Regions from separate parts of the Mus musculus genome. Here regions 1 and 2 are each linked to region 3. A link is a loop called in an ENCODE intact Hi-C map of the cell type or tissue named here. Cell type or tissue: left cerebral cortex. All regions are shown on one strand. Links, peaks and the distances in the headings refer to the core of each region. The heading gives the core; the rest is flanking DNA. Region 1 has its middle 11 kb from the start of Gm6961. Region 2 overlaps Gm38469. Region 3 holds the start of Gm38469.

Region 1 (7,035 bases), core at 2,938-5,437, 520 kb before region 3:
AACATATATACAGTACAGAATACATACCATACCAAACTGTGAGACAGCATCTGTGTCTTAAGTTACCCAGCTTAGGACATCCCTAGAGAGCTCAGGTACACTTCTGGAGATAGTTGTGTGAATGCCATGTGTCGTAAAATGGATAACACCCAGGAGCGTTTTGGCATGGTATGGAGGCCGGTGAGTAGATCTGATTGCTCAGTAGGATCCTTACCTTTTAACCCAGCCAACCTGCATGTCTCACGCCTAGGGAAGCCAGGAGTGGCCATACGAGTTAGTCTAGACCAATCAAAAGCAGCTGTCAACTCCTTTTTGCCCTTTGCTCTGCACCCTTCCTGTGAGAATTCAGACCTGAAGGACTGAGCTTAAGGCACAGGTGACCTTGGAGATGGATGCTGAACAGAGCAAGGACCACACTAGGAGGAGCTTCAGGAACTCTGTGAACAGTTGTCACCTTAGCACCGATCTCTCCACATCCAGACGTTGAGAAGAAAATTATTCTTTTTCTTGTTGACGTCATTGTTTGGGGAGGCTTGGAACTTCTCACTGCTAAATCTAATCTTAAATAACATGTGCATACAGAGTGACCAAACAGAGCATTTTAGCTATAGACCAGGAGAAAGTGCAGAAGAAATGTTCAAAGGGATGGGAGAAAACCAGGAGAAAATAATATTATAAACACAGTTGTTGTTTATAAATTATTCAGCCTTGGTTATTTTGTTATAGAAGCACAAATAGACTAACACAATAGCTGTGGGCGATAGCAAATAATGCATTGATTACCATGAGACACTGGTTCAATGGCGCAGTCAGCTCTATTGCATAGCAAGGTGACTATGATTAATAACATACTGTATATTTCAAAATGGTTAAAAGAGGGGATAGTCAAAAATACCGTAAGCTGATAAATATTTGAGATGAGGGACTGCTAATCAGCCTGACTCGTTACTCTCCGCCACACATGGGTATCAAAGCATCAAATTGCATCATATTAGTAACAATTACCACATGTCAGTAAAGGCCAGACTTCAAACTGTGTCCTTATCTAGCCTTCACAATAATTCCTGTCGCCAAGGAGGAATCCAACACTGAGAAAATGTAAACACATCACCAGGACCACACAGCAGCCAGAGGTGTGAATTGAAAGCTGATCTGCACCTATTGACCCTCGTGTCTACTCTCAGAGCCTCTTGTCAACTCACCTTCATGGTCCACAGTGACACCATCACAGACCATGTCAGCAGACCATGAAGACAGATACCAGGTCATGAGGTCTGGAGGGAAAAGGGGAAGAAAATAAAGAATAGAATAATTTTTTCATTGAAAAACAAAAGATGAAGATGGTAGGGTAAGAAGGAAAGACTTGCTTTAAGAGATCAAACCTACACGAGCACAGAGAATGGGCATTTGATGATGGTGTAAAATGTTAGAAGCGTCCAGGCAGCAGACCAGCACAGTTGGCAGGATGGATGAGAACCAGGGTGTTACCCTGTGAGCGAGGTGACCCGGGAGAGGGGGAGATGCCAGAACCCAAGAGTGGCCTGGACTGTCCATACCTGCTGGGTCTAACACCAATGAGGGACAGCTCTTAGGTTTAATGCTTCACAGTAGAGGGGAAGGGATGGTGTTTACAGAGAGAGTCCACCTTGGCGTGAGAAAGCGTGCCTAATGGCTCAAGTCATTTAAAAACAGAAGGACTCGAGATGGTGATTGTCTTACTCCAGAAAGCACTTTGGGAGCACTCTATGAACCTCAGGGACGTAGTCTTAACTATGCTAGCATCTCATGAACGCCACCAGGTGTTATTCTGCCTGTAAGGAGACTTTGGGGCGGGGGGAGATCATCCCTTCAATTAGTTACAAGTAATAAAAATGGAATACAGATGGTTGCCTTTGTTTCTGGCATTAACAGCGCCATTCAGGTATTTGAAGTAGTATAAGTCACTGTTTCGACTCACAATCAGGGACCCTAACTGCCACACTTCATCTGTCCCTTCGAAACACTTCCAGTAGCACTTCCTGCATGGTTTTGACCATGTGAAAGCATATGATGTTTCCTGTCATGGTAAACAGGAGTACTCTCATTATATACCTTCAACATCAGTTAGCAAAGAAAGTCGCATCTCTGATTTCGTAGAGAGGTCATGTTTCAGTGGGAGGGAGGGAGGAAGGAAGGAAGGAGGGAGGGAGGGAGGGAGGGAGGGAGGGAGGGAGGGAGGGAAGGAAGGAAGGAAGGAAGGAAGGAAGGAAGGAAGGAAGGAAGGAAGGAAGGAAGGAAATAAGACCACAAAAGTATGCATATATCTCAATGGTTCCAAGTCAATCCCACAGAAGCTCTATCTATTCTTTCTTTTCCAGCCTGAAAACAGCAAAAAAAATTCATAAAAATTCGCCATCCTCTCCACCAGACCATTGGAAAGGAAGCCAGAACTAAACCCTTCTAGCATCAGGGAAGAAGGATACATTCATCAAAGCATTTGATTTTTCTCTTGAAAAAAAAATGCAAAGCCCAACTTGGGATGAGTCCAGGAGAAGTCGCCATCTGCTCCACCTGTTGTGGGAACAGTCGACCCTGAGCCCGTGCAGACTACAGTCCAGAGCTGGCCTTTCCAGAACTGCAGCAGCAAGTGTCCCTTGAAGGTTAACCCACGCTCAGGTTCCATCAAGTTCAGGGACCGGAACCTCCCACCTCCTTTTGTAAAGTTAAAAACAGACTGCTCACCTTATGCTCTTGGCTTGCGGATTTAGAAGAATGGTTTCTAAGGTTGCTTTGACTTTTGCCCTGAACTGGGATGTGGTAGCCCACCTTATGTGTGGGTGGGCCTCTCACAATTTCAGTTATAGGAGGGATGAGTTTATCATGGAAGATACTTACAGAAAGATGTGGCATTACTCACACAGCTGTGATGATATTGTATCCTTATATGGCTCTGATTTGTTATTCGCTGTTGCTAGTTAGTTACTGTGTTTAATTTGTAAATTAAAGATTATCAGAGGTACACATTCTTATGTAGGACATGTATAGTACACATAGGATTTGGTCATCTCTACACTTCAGGCAACATCTGTAGGTCTTGTATGCATCTCACAAAGATAAAGGCAGCTATGGTATGGAAGTTGCTTTAGTCAAATGCTTGCCCCCCCTTTTTCATACCTTATAAAAATTAGTAAAACATAGTAATTAGGGGACAATTTTCTATGCATGTGTGCATATATGTGCCTATGTGTATGAAATATTGGACATTAATCTCTGAAACTTCAGACCAAGAATAGCAAAGCCGCTTGACATCACGTGAACCTTGCGTCCTTTTGAGGAGCACGTCAGGGGAAAATGAGAAGAACGAATTTCAGTACAGTGCGTGTCTTTGCAAGGCTCTAAAGCACTGGTTCTCAACCTGTGGGTCGCGATCCCTTTTGGGGTTGAACGACCCTTTCACAGGTGTTGCCTAAGACTCTCTGCATACCAGATATATACATTATGACACATAACAGTAGCAAAATTACAGGCATGAAAGAGCCACAGGATACTTTTATGGCTGGAGGTCACCACAACATGAGGGACTCTATCAAAGGGTTGCAGTGTTAGGAAGGTTGAGAGTCGTTGCCAAAGAGAGACAGCAGCTTCACGCGGCAGAATTTTAATGTCAATTTTCGTGCTTTCTCACAAGCAGGGAAGTTAGTGAGAGGCATAAGCAAGATAATCTACAAAGGCAGAATTTTGTGGTTCTGTGGTACCCCTAAAACCAGTGTGTCACTGTAGGTAGACAATCTTGTACTTTTCCCCCCAACTTGCACAGACTAAATAGATACATGCGATGTGACCATGGCTAGGTGTGTTCACAGCGTTTATAAGGCTAGGCGTGTTCACAGTGTTTAGAAGCACTAGAATAGAAAGCAGACGACGACCTGATGGAGACTCGACTGCTAGTTGTTTTGTAAATCAGTTTGTCATTTTATTCCTTCTAGGGTAGAAATGAAAGAGAGGACATTGTCAGGGGTGGTCAGTTTAACCAGCGCTGTTCAAGGCTGACCACAAGGGGGCAGCCCAGAGCCGGGAATCAAGAGGTTAGCTTTGGTCCAGCTCAGCTGAGTCTCCGTGGTTATCTGAACTCCCTAGGTCTGTTTGCTCATCCTAATCAGGTCTCTCTCTCTCTCTCTCTTTCTCTCTCTCTCTCTCTCTCTCTCTCTCTCTCTCTCTCTCTCTCTCTCTCTCTCTCTCCCTCCCTCTCCCTCTCCCTCTCCCTCCCTCTCCCTCTCCCTCTCTCTCTCTCCCCCTCTCCCTCTCTCTCTCTCCCCCTCTCTCTCTCCCCCCCTCTCTCTCTCTCCCTCCCTCCCTCCCTCCTCTCTCTCTCTCTCTCTCTCTCTCTCTCTCTCTCTCTCTCTCTCTCTCTCTCTCTCTCTTATATTTATTCATAAGACTCTGTTTTTGAATGACTTGGAGTCCTGCAGACTCTTCATCCCAAGGTACAGTGGCTTATTTCAAGTGCACTGATTGGGAGAGCGGGAGCCCTGCGTAAATGGTGTAGGGGAAGTTAGCACTCAAATCCCTCCTTACTCCGGCTTGGATAGTCAGGGGGTGTGTCGGGTGTGGTTGGCTACTGGGTCAAGACATAGGCAGTCAAATTCCGTTCTGCTGACTCATTAGATGTTGCTGTCTCCAGGATCATAGCAGGTGTGTCTCTGTTCAGAGCATTTAGGCAGACTGAAGTAAAAAACTAATAATAATAAATAATAAATAAATAAATAACCAATCAGAAGGATGCTGGACGATGATTCTTTAAAAGCATCCTACAGGTCCTGTCTTATTGGTGATAGCAGAACATTTGGAGACAGGACGTTAAAGACCCTTCTCCTCTCCTGTGGCATAATACTATCTTGCAACATTAATTTCATCCATAAGAGCTGTTCAGTGGGTTTTAAAGAGAACTAGAATATTTATTTTTAATGGTTGCTCCTGGGCACGGCTTCGTGGTACACACTGACTCCAGAGTTATAATGTCTGAGTGCTGATCATGATACTGATTTGCCCAATCAGCTTGGCAAATCTGATCACCTGCACACTCCCCCCCCCAATCTCTCTCTCTCTCTCTCTCTCTCTCTCTCTCTCTCTCTCTCTTTGAGATAGAACATCATTATGTAGCCCTGGCTAGCCTGAAAGTCACTATATAAACCAGGCTAGCCTTGATATCACAAAGATTCTCTTGCCTCTGACTCCCAAGTGCTGTCACCAGACCCAGACAAGTGACCCATGACATCATTTAGCCCCAACATCATTATTATTGTCATTGTGGCACATCACGGTGTTAAAATGAAACTTTAGACATCAGTGCTCGTGTATTCTGTAAGCACAAAGTAAATTAATATCTGTTCCTGGTTGACCTGTTTTCAAACTAGGGCCATGGCCTTCCAATGTAGACAACCTGTTGATGGCCTTCCAATGTAAACAATCTGTTGATACATCGACAACTGTTACTCAGAGAGAAGAATAAGAGAAAGGACAGAGCACAGACTGCAGAGGAGAAGACTGAATGGAAAAGAGGAGGAGGGAGAGGAGAGGAGAGAGAAAAGGGAGGTGGGGAGGGACGAAACCAGATGACAGATGAACAAGGAACAGAAGGAGGGGAGAGGAGACAAAGAAAGGGGGTCCCATAAAGGAAGCCTTGGGGACATATGTGGCATCATTAGCAAAGTCCACTGTGCAATTCTGCATGTGTGGGGGCATGCTGTGTGAATATTATTCTCACCATATTATTTGAGTAACTAAGGAAACCCTGACTCTAAAGGACAGGCAGATGTTGTGAAAGGGGGCTCATGAGATGGCTCAGTGGGTAAAGGGTTCAAGTCCCAGCCTGACAACCTGAGTTCAACCCCCAGGTCCCTAACGGTAGAAGGAGAGAACTGACCCCCAAAAGCTGACCTCAGATCCCACACTCTGAAGATGACCCAGCCCCCGCCTAAATAAATAAGTAAATGTACTTTTTTTCAATGTTGTGAAGTAATAATAAAAGACACTTTTGAATCACGTCAGTGGAACTCCCTGGGAATTCAGCTGGATCCACGTCTTTGGCTGTTGTTTTTGAATCACTTCACTCATGTGAAACATTGTCTCAAGCAGGTTTTTTTGTCTCATTTTAAGGCTTTAAGGCTTAACAAGCAGCAAACTAAAAATATAGCTAAATGTGTAAATTGTCATTACAAATAATTGATAAAAAGGCTTCATAAAAGACTCTAATGGCCTATAGAACAATTTGAACAAATGAATAATTTGTAAGGACTTCATGCCTTGGTCATCAATGAATGCTTCGGGTAATTTCCGGATGTAAAATGGAAACAATGTAACAGAACGAATCCTTGACATTTGGAATACCGCAAGCAGGATGGGTACTGAATAAGTCATGGTTCAATCCCTCCGCCATTAACTGCTGGACTCTGTCCACTGCCGTCGAGTGCCAAGTTTTCCAATCTGAAGAACACTCACCAACTGTCTCTGCTCCTAGCACCTCTTCATTCCGCTTTAACTTGCCAGAATTGTGCATACCCTCTACCAGGAAGTCCAGGCACAGACAAAAGACTGCTAGATTAAAAATAAAATAAAATAATTCATTTAATAACATAATGGATGAAAGGTAAGCTTGGAAACCCAGGTCCTGAAGACCAAACAAACAAAAGTCTATGTTCATATGAGTAATATGTTCTCAGAGGATGTCTGTATGGTGATAGGAATTAGTGTAGGGTTAGTGGAATTTGCTCCCTCGTTTTAAGATCGATGATGGTAACAGACAGCATTCTAATAGGTGATGCCCAGGCAGCTAGGGAGGTCCACTTTTGCTCCCCATTGTGTCAAAGTGCTTCGTGGTTGAGATATAAAATAGCCCCTGAAAAACCCATTCACTGAAGACTTGGTCCCCAATGCCATATTCACAGGTGGGCTGTTGGAAAGTAACTGGATCGTGATGGCTTTCATCTAATCAAAGGATTCATTCATCTACCGATGGCGCCATAATCCATCAGACCTTTGGAAGGACTGCAACTGTGG
Region 2 (7,035 bases), core at 2,705-5,204, 120 kb before region 3:
TTTTTGCATGGGGACAGCGGGAGGAAAAGTGAAAAAGGAAAAGCTACTAGTGACTCCTGGTTTTGATGGTGAATCATCGCGGATTCGCCATCAGAGGATTTAGATTTAATACGGTTTATAAGATTAGGATTCTAGTTGTTGCGCCCAGTGACTGAGTTACCACTGATTCTGAACTACGTTTGTGTGGTGTTTTTCCTTCACACAGCGGCTCAACTGGGGTCAGCGGCAAAGCGTGGGTTTGCAAGAAGTGCACCCCAGAAGGTCATGGGAATTCTGAAGTGTGAGGTTGGCATGGTAGCGACTTGCCAGTGGGAGTTTAGCGAGCTGGGTAGAGAGATTTTGGAGTTCTGAGTTAGTCTCCTTGGCCCGCCAATGCCTGGCCAGCCAGCCCGCCAGGGTCCGCTCGGTTAGCATGAATTGCATATTTTTTATTATTTCCCACAACATATTGGTACTATTAAAATCAAGACCAGGTATGGGAGATGCAAATGAGGGATTCCCGTTGTAAATCCGAAAAGGCCCCTTTCTCAGGCCCCCCAGTGTACCTCTTGTCTCTCCAACTTGCAGCCTGATTAAAAATGTGATTTTCTTCTCATCCTCAACACCACTGCCAGGAATTACTCTGTACGGAATGCTAGGAATGTTTTATGTGCTTTCCCTATATTAGCCCATCTAACAAAGTGTCATAGCTTACAAAAAAATTAGTCCTATGAGAAGCACAAGATGTTGTTCATAAGCAGGTAAAAAAAAAAAAAAAAAAAAAAAAAAGAATCTGAGAGCCGTAACTAAAATGTTTTTCAGAGTCTAAACTAAAAGCCCCCAGGTGGCATGGCCTCTGTGGAACTCTCTGACTATTCAACCATCATCGCTCTGTGTACATTTTCTTCTCCGTAGGGACCACTGGCAGGCAGCACCTTCAGCTCCATGGGTGAAATGCAGTATGGCTGGCAGCTTTCAAAAGGGAAGGAAAAACACATGCTTTTTCTCTCCTATCTGCTGTCCTTGTATTGAAATTTGAAGTGGATAATGGAGCTGATGGTAATCTCAACTGTACTTCAACAAGGTAACACACTTAACATTTAAACTCATATGGAGATCGGGAAGGGGGTTTAACCCGTGAGCGGCATTAGGATCTGACTACAGGTGATTTACTCCTGGACGCTAAGATCTGTTGGAAGGAGAAGATGGATAGTAATATTATATCATGGTGCGTATCCTGTTCACATCGGGCCTTCGTAATCAAAGCCAAACAGCAATCTACAGAACCTGTCTTAAATCTGCCACCTCGGATCCAGATTGTAAAATAAAACGACCTAAGAGCACGCTGTCTCTATTTGGCCTTCCCCTGAGAGAGTGCTGCGCAAAGAACTTCCTACTTTTTATTTATTTACATTCAGTCAACAGAAACATAAATTAAATTTTAAAACCTCAGGGTTATGTGGACAGAATAAAGCATATCTGATATGTAGCTAAGTAGATTTTTTTTAAATTTATTTAGATATTATGGGCCACAGGCTGGGCTGTAGCTACTCCATGTTCTTCCACCGCCCATGACAAAATAGGCTGATAAAAACAATACGTGAAGATAAAATTCTGCAAACCAGCAATTTTACATGCCTCAGTCCTGCTGAGAATAAAGAGTCTTCAGTGGGACTTCTTATTTGACACATCAAATAAGTCCTGCCAACTGTTTTCATTTTAAATAGTTTCTTCAGGACGTCATGGAAACAGCCGACGCGGACATGATAATACTGCATGCAGAAGTCGCCGATCAATCCTAAGCAAACCGTTCTGTCATTGCTGGCAGGCAATTAAGAGCATTAAAGGCCAAACTTCCCCACCAAAAAGAGATGCTTTTCCGTATTACAGAATGCAGAGGGCAAGCAAAGTATGGGGTTCAGGGTGCATCTTCCTATTCCTCCAAAAGCCGATGTGTGCGCAGACTCCGTCCGTCCGTCACAGTGAGGGCCAGGGGATCCTTGGAGAGGAACAGAGAGCTTGGCACTCTGGTCGCATGTTACTTCTGTCCTGGGTTTTTGAGGCTTTCTTCTTAGTATTTCGTTGACTCTGGACACAGCTACCTCTTGCAGTACTCATCTCAGAGCTATGGCTATTCATTTCACATACTTAGATATGGCTATAGTTACTGTATAATCCATTGGCTTGTCTTCACAGCAGGGCTGTAAATTCCTTTAGAAGACAACTCGTCTTATTCTTCCTGCTTCCCAGACATGAGCCCAGCCCTTAGGACCAAGGAACAGCTCTGTGAATGCCTGGTGAATCAATTGTGATATTGTAAACGATAATGTATAACCTGTAAGAATACGAGAGGCGAAAGGAGATGGATGGGAGGGGCAATCCAGTTACGTCTGATTGGTGCTGGAGAGGTGAGCATTGGTATAGGTAGATTTAACAGGGGGTGATCTGTAGGATCCCTAGGGAATGACCTACTCACTTTAGAGCCTTAACTTACCACTGTAAATTCATTCATTGACTTATCTAACAAATATCTATTGAGGGCCAATTGTATACTAGGCAGTCACCGCCTAATCCCTAGGTGATGAATATGTATCCCGTAATGATGGCAGGAAACACGGGATCACTGTAATTTGTAATGATTTCATTACATATGCCAACACAGTATCAGAGCTGAGCTGTAAATTTAACCTCAAGCTAAGCCACGTGACATTTAAAGTTTTCCATTTATATTAATCTTACCATCAACAAAGTGTACTCATTTTCCTTTAGGCTCAAGAATTTCCTTTAGGATCCACTTGATAACTCAACCAGATCTCCCTAAACCTCAGCTCACTCGTGCAACGTTGCCAGTAATATGCTAAGTTCTGAAGCGGCCTCATTGTCCCTAAGAAGGCCCCATCAGACTGGAACCCCTGGGCAAGGCTCTTTGTCTGGACTTGATTCTGCCCTGAAGGCCTTGTTTCTCTTCAGTGAAAAGTACTTACTTCTAACGTGGTAAGTGGGCAATGGGAACATAACGAAGTTACTTTACACACTCAGTCTAAAAATGTCGTGCTGAAATGTCCATTCACAAAGGACATGGAAGCAACCCTGTGTCTGTTCACTAGGGACAGAGAACATCCTGATGAGTATTTCTAAAAATGTAAAACTATCCTGACAGATAAAACGAAGGTACATAGGCAGGTGTCCCTTAAGACAACATAAGTCCCTTAAGTCCTTCCACTAGCCCCTTTCCAGTCACATGTAATTCACTCAGGAGATAACACATAAATTTGTTCTATGCATACTACCGCTGGAACACCATCATTCTTTCAGTGAGTTTCTAAGCATAATGTCACATCTGAGGTTACTTCAACATGTACCCTAAAAGTTGATGGGTAATTGAGTAGTTGTCAACCAACGTAGTTAGTGATCTTAAGACTTGTTCTGTAAGAGCTGCTTTAAAAAAAAAAAAATCAATCCTGTTTTTGTTTATGCAAATTAATTCTACCCTATTTAATCCTGTTTTTATTTATTTTTTTTTTTTTACATCCCTACCCTCCGATCTGAAATATAAGTACTGCCGTCATTTCCGGAATGTATCATCATATTTTCTGCCATCGCTTAACCCAGATGATACACTCCATAAATCTTCATAAATCAATCCCTCCTTCCATTAATCATTTCCATTATTTTCCCCTGGATTCCTTCCAAGACTGTCAGCATCACTTGTTTATTTGGGTGCTGAAACTGGAATACAGTTGTCTCCGGGTGATTTCAAACACACTCATATTGAGGGAGCACAGCCCCCTCCCTCTCGAGGCTCATGCTCCACCATGATCGATGCCAACCTTGTTCTTTTGCACATTTACATTCGTCTAAAACTCCCTACCATCTTCACACACACACACACACACACACACACACACACACACACAGCTCTCTTCTCTAGAGATCCCATCTGGTGTAATTTTGCCAGATATTTGTTTGTATCTTCCAGAAAGCAATTTCGTGTTCTTCCATCCCAGATTTCTGATTTGTTTTTGGTCTTTGTGAACCACACTGCTGTTCATATCCTGGCCATTTATCAAAGCTTGTAACACCTCCGGATCCGGTCTTCCCCGCAACTGTCATGAGCACTTGCTCATTCTCTCTTTCAGATGATTAATAAATTCATAAAGCGTGAACCACAGAGCCTGCTATGAGGCAGGCTGTCAGAGCAGCACAGAGTGTCGCCTGCTATGAGGCAGGCTGTCAGAGCGCACGCTGTGTCCCTTTCTTACCTCTTGCAGGCACGGTTTAGCTTCCTTCAGTTTGGGAGGCTGTGGTATTACCAGGGTTACTTGGAAATGATGCATCCAGGAAAATCACACCGAATGCCAAATCAAATGTTTTGCCCAAGACTGAATGGAATGCAAATGTCCTACTCTCCTGTTGTGTGTTCCTCTCTTCTTCATAGATAAGCCTCAGCAGAATGTGACCTGCTTCATGGAGTACTGTGGGTTGTAAGTTTCTTTTTATATTTTACGTTAATGGAGAGTTTAGCATCCTTTCCTCAGAAGACTTTATCCTTGATGTGGGTACATTTGGCAATGTGAAATGAATCACAAGATAAGATATATAAGATATATAAGATAAGATATATAACACATAAACTGTTTAAACTCATTCTACAGTGGGCACATGTAGTACATGCGCTGGCGACATCTATGGGAGTTAATAGTGCCACAGCGGCATGATCTAGGAGTACCTTGGAGACAAACCTCTGGGAATGTTTGTGAAACATCCAGATTAGGTTAATTAGGGGTGGGAAGACCCACCTTAATTGTGGGCAGCACCATTTGGTGGGCTGGGGTCCTGGACTGAATAGAAGGGAGAATTTATGCTGTGTTCCAGCATTCAATGCTCTCTGCCTTCTGATTACAAGTACAATGTGACCCGCTACCCCAAGGTTGTGCTGCCTCTGCTCAAACAGTAATGGAAAATGAACCCTTCCTTAAGTTTCTTCTTGTTACAGCAAGAAGAGAAGTAAATAACATAGTGTCAATGGTCTTCCATGAGAATCTCCTGGGACTGGCACATCTCCCGAGCTGCCAGGGTGGGTAACTTTGTAGCTATCCTTGTTCCAGTCCTACTGATTCAACTCCCAAGAGTTATTTATGGCCTTTCCACCCCCTCCACCCCCCCCCCCACATTTGTTTAATGTAAGCAATTTGGTAAAGAAAGAAAGCTTTGAAACAGACCATCAGCCATCAACCCCACCCCACCCACCTACCCCCACCCCACATCAGACCAAGTTCCCATCGTCCAGAGACCCCGTGCACACTGCATCACCACACTTGTGGTGCCCCATCGCAATCATCCTGGGAGTATGCACCTGGGTCAAGTGCTGTTAAGTTTATAACCGGTTAAATTATGAAGAACAGGTGGCATAATTGATACAAATGTAAAACATTAGCATAGTGTTTTAAAAATAGAACATATTTCTCTTCAGTCTTAAAAAGAAATGTGCGTTATGCGAACAAAATTTTATCTTTCCTTAAACAAAAATAATGAAAATGGCAGAATTCCTAATATCTAAACACTCTGTATCTACTGTGTTCTTTTTTTTTTTAAGATTTATTTATTTTATGTATATGGGTACACTCTACTCATGATTGTGAGCCTTCATGTGGTTGCTGGGAATGGAGGTTGTGGTTGGCCCTGCTCACTCCAGCCCAAAGATTTATAAGTACACTGTAGTTGTCTTCAGACACACCAGAAGAGAGCATCAGATCTCATTATGGGTGGTTGTGAGCCACCATGTGGTTGCTGGGATTTGAACTCAGGACCTTTGGAAGAGCAGTCGGTGCTCTTAACCGCTGAGCCATCTCACCAGCCCCCTACTGTGTTCTTTTTAAAACAAATATATACATTGAGTGTGCATTGCGTGATCATGTGTGTGTGCATACGTGTGTGTGTGTGTGTGTGTGTGTGTGCGCACACACGCATGCATGGGTGAATGTTGGTACATGACATGTATGTGGAGGTCAGAGAACAACTATGAGGAGTGTGTTGTCACCTCCCCCTTTGCTGAGGTAAGATCTCTGTTGCTTCTGCTTTCACACTCCATGCTGGACATCCTATGAGATTGGGGTAATTCTCGAGTCTCGGCTTGCCTTCTGTGGGGCTCTGCCACCACACGCAGCCATTTATGTAGGCTCTGGGGACCCTCAGGCTTCTGTGGTTAGCTTTTTATCATATTCACATCCCCATAGCCGCCAGTCTCTGTTCTCCTACGCCTCCTCCTGTTTGTGCTTTTCGCTTCGTGTCTGCCACTGAAGTGTTCTCACTTCTTGACAGGTTTGCACATTATTTTAGTTATTCCTAGGAAGTGTTCCAACATGGTAATACAGGGCAATCATACCGGTTAGGAAGGCAGGCAAGAACCAAGACCTAATGAAAAGGACAGCTCTGAGCTGGTGAAGTAGACATTGTTAACAAAGTCTCTCCATTTACATGCGCATGCATGTGTGGGGCTGGGAGGCGAGCCCACACTCAGAGCCCAGCACTGCTTTGCAAACAGTTTTCAACCTGCTTTTTGGTTGATTTGAAAGCTTAATATATTCAAGTGGAACAGAGAGGTGCTTCACTCAGGTGAAAATTCTGACAGGTGTCAACAAGGACTCCAGAGAATATAAAACTTCTAGAAGCTGTGTATGGCTTCTAGAAGCTTCTAGAAGCTTCTATGGTTCTGTGCACTCAGAAGATTCTGTAATGCTCTTGTTACATAGCACTGTCTGGCTGGGGCCTCTGGTTCATAACGATGACCTTTCCATTGTGTCTTTGCCGTTTTCCTGGTCAAGTGGGAAGCATATCATGTATTTTAGATGGGTCTCCATCTAAAAGTATGGCTATAGTAGCTAAAAAGCCAAGCAAACATATTTATGAGTGACCATGACTTCTTGTGCCCTCTCTGGTAGAAATACTCAATGCCCACTCTCTGTTGGGGATGAAGCCAGCATGCGAGGCAAGCTGGCACCCCCACTGGGCTACAGTTCTCTGTCTCTATCTCTCTGTCTCTTTATCTCTCTGTCT
Region 3 (7,035 bases), core at 2,658-5,157:
TGTAGATGTTATTAAACAGAATAAACAAAGTATTAAAATGCTAAATGTATAATAAGTAGTTTCAGTGACCAAAAAAGAAATAATTAAGAATGCATAAATGTATTCCATTAAACTATCTGAAAAATCTCAGGACTAGAAAAGTGACTTAAACATCTAAGGCCAATGCCCTCTGCCAAAACCCATGGGGATGCTACCTCCAGGGTGTATTATTATAAATGCATACGATTTAATATTCTGGTTAAATCATTTTTTTTTCAAATTGAAAGCGATCATTTATTTTTAAATAAAATTGCACTGTTCTCATCTACAGACTAACTTCTAATATTTAGTGAAAATGAGAAAAATGTCCCGCAGCTTACCAGATCCTTTTGTGTCAAATCACCTGGAAAGCTGGCAACTGAAGAGCCGAGAGCGCCTGTCTACATTAGCGCTGTCCTACTCTGCAGAATAGCTCTTTTCCTCCTTTCCTTTAAAAAAAACGTTATTCATTCTGCCAAGACTCACCACCAGAAGGGAAAGGACACCTCTGTTATTCGAAGTTGTGATCAAATTTTCAGAGAGACAAGTTGGCACACAGGTACAACCGCAGCAGATCCCAACAAAAGCAGCAAGCCACAAAAGCATTCTCTCAGCTCACTAAGAGTTCTTAACGTCATCTTCAAAGAAATGCCAATTTAACTACAAAAGTCTTCAACCAACCAAATCATTTCTGTAGACCTTACAGTAACCCAAAATCTCAAATTGAGCTGACGTGCCCAGTCTTCACCTAAGTTAATTTGCTCCTTGAAATCCCATGCCTGACATGAATAATTTGAAATTGGGTGGGTTTTTTTTTTTTAATTTTTTTTGACATGCTTTTTTGAAAAGGAACTTTTATAATTCGTGATGAAGCAGACAGATGGTATGGGACAAAGATCTACACAGCAGGAATCTCTGACTTGGACTTGCAGTCACTACTAAAAAAAGATAGACATTTCTCCTAGCATAAAGTCTTTGTCGCATTTCTCATCAGAACAGTAAGCTGTACTGAGGTTTGGACAATGTTCACTCTCGCTTTAATGTTTAAGGGAATGCTTTTCATTAATGCTTGAAAGCTCTGAGCTATATTGTACTTTACATCAAATTAGTTAGAGAATACCTATTGTAAAACTGTCAGCACATCTCTAACACGCCTTGTGTAGGCTCCACCTGCTCTATGCTGCCCACTATTGGGAATGTATTATGGTAATAAGAAATGTGATACTACCCACCGGGGTTACTTCAGTACAAAAGCATAAAAATATTCTCCTGCGGCTTGGGTGAGTGCTAAGACACAGACGGCATCCTTGCGAGGGATAAAGACTGAGCAGTCGTAGCTAAACTTATCAAATATGGTAGCCATCAGTAGGAACACACCGGACCAGGAACTATGTTGTGTTCCATGGGCCAGCAGCACTCACAGGGCGGGGCAGAAGATGGGCTGTGGAATGTGCAGAAGGCGACTGTTCAGTGCTCAGACGGAAATATGCAGGTGCCATCATAGTATCTCAACGAGTCACCACAGAACCACACAAGCACAATGGCTAATGCAACTGGAAGATGACACAGAAACCCAGATAAACTCCCCTCTGCCCTTAAGTTTTCCTTTCCAAGCAAATAACCAGATGGCTGCTTTTGGTCTCCTATTCCCTCCCCCCCCCCCCGCGCTGATTTCAGGAAAATTGAACTGCTCTGTGATCCATCCGATAACATCAACTTTTAGGTTTGTATTCACTAAACAGAGACTAGTCAAAGTGTTAAGAATTTAAATTCTATCCATCAGTAGACTTCCGTTTTGAGGATTACACCTCTTCTACAGAAAGCAACCCTAAAAAATTCCTGGAAAAGCTTTAAAAGGTTAGATTCCCTCCAAGCCTTTGACACTTTCTCTGAAAACCAAAATTGCTACTAAGTACGTGTGTGGATAGACACACACTCGTAGCATTCGCTGCCTTCCGAGTGTCAGCCTCCCCCTTGTAAAGGGCCGACATGTCATCCCTCCACTCTGCTCCTGGACCTGACAATCAAAGCCAAGCAGGCCAGTCCGCCTGCCTGCCTGCCCGGCGGCGCAGGAGTGGGGTGGAAGGACGCTCCGACGTCCACCTAGAGACATCAACAACGTACAGTAGTCCCAGGTTGGGCTCCGACGACTTTAAAAGTCAGGGCTCGTGCCGCCTCCGTCCCCACGGCGCCCGCGGCTGCAGGGCCCGTCCGCCGGGTCGCCTTGGGCCGCCACCGCGGGCATCGCCGATTCCGCCGCGGTCCTGGAGCCGGAAGGCCCTCCGCGGTCCCCGCGGGCGAGCGCGCACGACGACGGCGGCGGGCCCTCCCGGTCCTCGTCCCTCCGGATCCGGGGCCCGCGGTCACCCCGCCGCGAGTCCAGTCCAGCCCACCCCGCCTCTGCCTTCAGCTACCCTTCCCGTGGCGCGCGGCCTCGCTCGGAGAAGACGGAAGAGGACAGGGCGCGCCGGGCCAGGAGTCGCCGACGTCCTTGGCAACGCGGTCCTTCCCCCCCCCCCACACCCCACGCGGGCTTCCCCCCCGGGTCCGCTGCATCCTCGGCGGAGGTATTCCACGGTGACGGGTCTCTCGCCTCGCGCACAAGATGGGGCCCGGGGAGCGGCCGCCCGGCGGATCCATGGGCGCCGCCATTTTGTGAGGCGCGGCGGCCGGAGCTCGGCTGTGTGTAATGGTTGCAGAGAGTGACCCCCCTCTAGGGAATCCCCGGCGCTGACGGTTACGCAAGGGGCCGTGCGCAAGTGCGGAGCGCAGGGAATCCGCACAGCCCGGCCAGCCCGGCTCGCCGCTGCCCTTGAGGCGGCGGGGGAAGGGGCGGCCGCTGGCCCAGCCCGGCTCTCCCCACCAGCGCGCCTCGCCTCGCCTCGGGCCCGGCCGGCTTCTCCTCCTCCTCCTCGGCCAGGGTCTCCGCCCCTCACAGGCTTGCGAGGCACTCACTGGTCCTCGGGTGTCAGGAATTTGCTAGCCACACCTTATCCCGACCCCACTGAAGACATAAACTTTACTTGGGAAATAAACCCGTTTCCTAGAGTGAGTACCGGAAGCACGCTCCGCTCTATTACATAATTCTCTCTTTTTTTAATATACTCCTCCCCGTCACCCGATAGGTGCTCCCATCGGAAAGACTACCTGAAATAAACCCATCCAGACTCTTACCAGCTTGTGACCTTGGGCTAGTGACTTTGCCACTGGTGGCTGTCTCTAAAATGGGAATCCTAGTAGACCAAAGGAGAAGCATGAGGCTCTCCACATTTGCAGACCGGGGAGGGCTCCAACACCCGGGTAAATGCAAATTTAAGTGGTACTAAAAAAAAAAAAAGATACAAATTTTGAATTCCCTATGTACACATTTTCTTTTTTTTTAAACTGAAAGGGAAAAACATTTTGCCCTCTTTTTCAGATACTAGTGCAAAAAAAGACCTAAGCAGTGTTATTCTCAAAGTTGGGAGGTTATTTCCCAACAGGCGCGATTACCGTTTGCGTACCTCCGGGTTCGGTGCACCAAACCGACCAAAAAAGGGAGGACGAGTGAAAAGCCTTACTCTAGCTCCACAAAAGTAGGGCAGGCAGTTTCCAGCCTATTCGATCCTACAGTTTGTCAAAGTGAGTTTACGGCCCCATCATGGACCATGTGCTCGGCGGGCTTCGTGCTAGCACGATGAAGCCCGGAGGCCAACGCCTCCCGCTAGCAACGTCTCCAGAGGGGGCGAGCGGACTCGTCCGCGGCCGCCGGGGCTGCGCCGAGCGAGCCTGCTTCTCAGTGTGGCCGGAGGCCCGGCGGGCGCCGCCGGGGACGCGAACATCGCCTCCACCCCTAAGCCCGGAACAACCGGTAGTGGCCGTTTCCCCGCGCCGCCCCCCTTTCCGCCCGCTTTGTGTGCGTGTGAAATGTGCTGCACATTGCAGATGAACCCTAAGCCGGGCGAGCCGAGTCTATTGTTCCCCGCGAGGAGCCGCCGCGACCGTGTGGAGCCAGGCGCAGTGCCGCGGCCGGCCCTCGGGGGGCGCTGTGCGGCGCTGGCGGCCCGGCCGTGGCGGCGGCAGCAGAGAACGGGAGGCTGGCGGGCAGGCAGGCAGGCCGGCGGGCGGCGCGCAGCGGCTCGGCTGCCGCCGGAGCCTGTGCCCGGGGACGCCCGGGCCGCCGCCGCCGCCGCCGCGCGTGAATGTGTGCGAGGGCCCCGCGGAGCCGCGGCCCGGATCCACGCTGTCACCCCGCTCTCCACAAGCCACCACACAGACCTCCCCCTCCCCACGCGGCCCCGCCTGCCCCGGCCCCGCCGCGCCGCCGCCGCCGCCGCCGCCGCCGCAACTCCCAGGCCTGCGGCCGCCCGGGCCCCTCGCCTCGGCTCGCCCGGCCCCCGGTCGGCTCGTGCGCCCCCCGGCCGCAGCACCATGTTGAATCGCGTCCCCGGGCCGAGCCGCCAGGGCCGGCGGCGCTGAGAGGCGGCCCAGAGCCGGGCCGCGGGAGGCGGCGAGGCAGGGTGGGGGCCGCGCTCGCCCCGCGGCTCCGCGCCCGGCCGCCCGTCGCCTGCCCCTCTAGTTTCGCTCCCGTTTCTTTAAACTTTTTTAGAAATTCCCCTCCCTCCGGCCCTGCGCTCCCCCTGGCCTCCCGCTCCCTCCTTCCCCTCCTCCTCGCCTCCTCCCCCTCCCTCCTCCCTCCCTGCGCCGCCGCCGCCGCCGCCGCCGCCGCCGCCGCCGCCACCGCCGGCCCATGACTGAGCCCCGCCACCGCCGGCCGAGGAATGGGCTCCGGGCGCTGGTAGGGAGCGCGGGGAGCGGGGGCCGCGTTTGAACCGCGATCTGGGTTTTTTCGGGAGACCTCCTTTGGCAAAATAATGGCAAACTCGACGGGGAAGGCGCCTCCGGACGAGCGGAGGAAGGGACTGGCTTTCCTGGACGAGCTGCGGCAGTTCCACCACAGCAGAGGGTGAGAGCAGGACCGGGGGGGCAGCGCCGGGGCGAGCCGGGGCGAACGGGGGCCCGCCGCGGGCGCGGGGTCCCGGTGACAAGTGCGGGGCTTTCTGTCGCCCGCAGGTCGCCGTTTAAGAAGATCCCTGCGGTGGGTGGGAAGGAGCTGGATCTTCACGGGCTCTACACCAGAGTCACTACTTTAGGCGGATTCGCGAAGGTGAGTGGAAGTTTTAATTTGTATTTCCCTCTCGCTGGCCTGCTCGGAAAAGTCTGCTCCGACCCGGGAGCAGGCGCCCGGGGTCGGGGGGGCGATCGGCGGGACACACGGCGTTCTCGGCGCTCGCAGCCGGTGGCCCACGGAGGCGGCCGGCGGCGGGGCTGTTTTCGGCCTGGTGGCTCGCGTGCGCGCGGCGGGCGCGGGGCTTGGGCGGGCGGTGCGGCCCGGCGGCGGGGAGCGCCCTGCCCGGTGTCCGGCCGGCCCCGCGGGGTCTGAGCGGCGCGGCGGGGAGCGCGGGCGAGTGGAGTGCTCGCCCGCCGCCCGCCGAGCCCGCGGCCCGCCCGCCCGCCCGCGAGTCAGCGCTGCCGCCGCCGCCGCTGCCGCTCTAGCACAGGCGGAGACACAGAGACACACAGACTCTGAGCAGTTTTCGTGCAACTCAAAATTAGCGCGGGCAGGTTTAACATCGATAATCGGCTGCGAAATGATCCCGGCGGCCGGGGGCACAGCCTCGGCCCGCTCGCCCTGGCTTTCTACAGCTAACAAAAGAAAGCAGGACCTGTCTGCAAATAGCCATCTTAGGCTTCAAGGCTAGGCAGAAGCTGTAGGCCTCAAAGAAGGGCCTATGGAGATGGATAGATCTGGGAGAGGGATCGGAGTCGGCCCCGGCCCCGGCCCCCCCAGAGCTCGCGGACGTCGCTGTCCGGAGCAGTATTGATCCTTTTGAACTTTTTTTTTTTTTTTTCTTTACTGCAAACGGACCGCGTTGAGATTTAAAAGGGGGCGACAGAGGGACTTGCGATTGGTTATTGTCCGGGCTTCAAAAACAAAACAAACCCACCAACCCCCCCCCAAAACAAAACAAGTGCTGCTAAATACAGGGCTCTCTGATGAAAACATAGTGATTCAAGCAGCCCTGGCTTAGTAACTCTCGTGGGTCGACCCCAGACACCCACTGCTCCTTAGGTGTCTACAGATCTCTGCAGAAGGGGCATTTAGCTTCCAGGTTAGGGTAGGTTTTTCTTGGATTGGGCACTTTGAGACAAGTGTGCCTGTGTTTTTAACAGGTTTCTGAGAAGAATCAGTGGGGAGAAATTGTTGAAGAGTTCAACTTTCCCAGAAGTTGTTCCAACGCTGCCTTTGCTTTAAAACAGTATTACTTGCGGTGAGTAGTGGTGACTTTTCCACAGTATTTGGAAACGAGGGACTTAGGGGCGATTAAACAACAACAAAATCTGCGCTCTAACCAGTTTTCCAATCCCTTGTTAATTGCAGTCTGAGAAGCATTTGCTGTCAATACAGTGAGATGGTAGGAGGCTGACGTTCTCCTCAGGTTAAAATACAATCATTTATATTTTTCATACAAAGTCATTACAGGCGACACCCCACATCCTACCTTGTAAACATTCTTTTGTGACATTGTTATTGACTGCTTGATAGCCACGGGGGGGGGGGTGTGGAGGGGGGACCGGACAGGAAAGAAGGTGCTTAGTAAAAGACTTGGGATACTTAATGAAACTTTGTAACCTGTGGGAGAGAGAGTTCCCCCCACCTTCTTTATTTGGAAACTCCTTAGCCGCCCATAATTCTGGCTTTTGTGGACTTTTTGTTTGTTTGTTTGTTTTTTTAAAAGAAAACTTACTGCCTGGAACTGTTCCTCAGTGGGTTTTCAATGGGATATTTTTACATAAATAATCTAATGAAGATACCTTGGCTGATCAGAATTAACTTTTGAACTCTTTTGTTGTTAATTGAATTTTTGAGAAACTTAAAAATATCCAATATCTTTAGGAATATGGGGATGGTTTGAATCTGGGTATTACGGTTGGATTTTTTTTTTCATTTCCTTAAATTTTGACTGCTTACTCAAG

Evidence for each region. Peaks named below come from ENCODE experiments on the same cell type or tissue, not always from the same donor. Only the 100,000 strongest peaks of a DNase experiment are listed, where the experiment ranks them.
Region 1: a loop joins it to region 3, with 3 times the contacts of the local background. A loop is called at or near these places in 17 of 42 quality-filtered maps.
Region 2: it touches region 3 in a loop (2.2-fold over the local background); 4 of 42 quality-filtered maps call a loop at or near these places.

The regions. Positions count from the first base shown.
Region 1 is chr15:95,759,056-95,766,090 of GRCm38, forward strand. No RefSeq gene overlaps it. Among named protein-coding and RNA genes, the nearest start is that of Gm6961, 11 kb to the left of the region's middle. In left cerebral cortex, for the core only: a CTCF peak has its summit at 4,022 (motif pointing right); a DNase peak (open chromatin) is centred at 4,031.
Region 2 is chr15:96,161,150-96,168,184 of GRCm38, forward strand. All of the region lies in intron 1 of Gm38469, which reads right to left. Among named protein-coding and RNA genes, the nearest start is that of 2610037D02Rik, 33 kb to the right of the region's middle. In left cerebral cortex, for the core only: no CTCF peak of the experiment used is centred there; a DNase peak (open chromatin) is centred at 4,229.
Region 3 is chr15:96,282,824-96,289,858 of GRCm38, forward strand. Gm38469 reads right to left here and starts at 4,575. Exons shown (of 3, transcript XM_011245785.3): 1 at 3,193-4,575. The coding sequence starts at 4,430. The coding sequence ends at 3,687. Arid2 (AT rich interactive domain 2 (ARID, RFX-like)) reads left to right here and starts at 4,699. Exons shown (of 21, transcript NM_175251.4): 1 at 4,699-4,963; 2 at 5,071-5,164; 3 at 6,232-6,329. The coding sequence starts at 4,872. In left cerebral cortex, for the core only: a CTCF peak has its summit at 3,994; DNase peaks (open chromatin) are centred at 2,760, 3,931, 4,735 and 4,943; H3K4me3 peaks cover 2,500 bases; H3K27ac peaks cover 2,235 bases.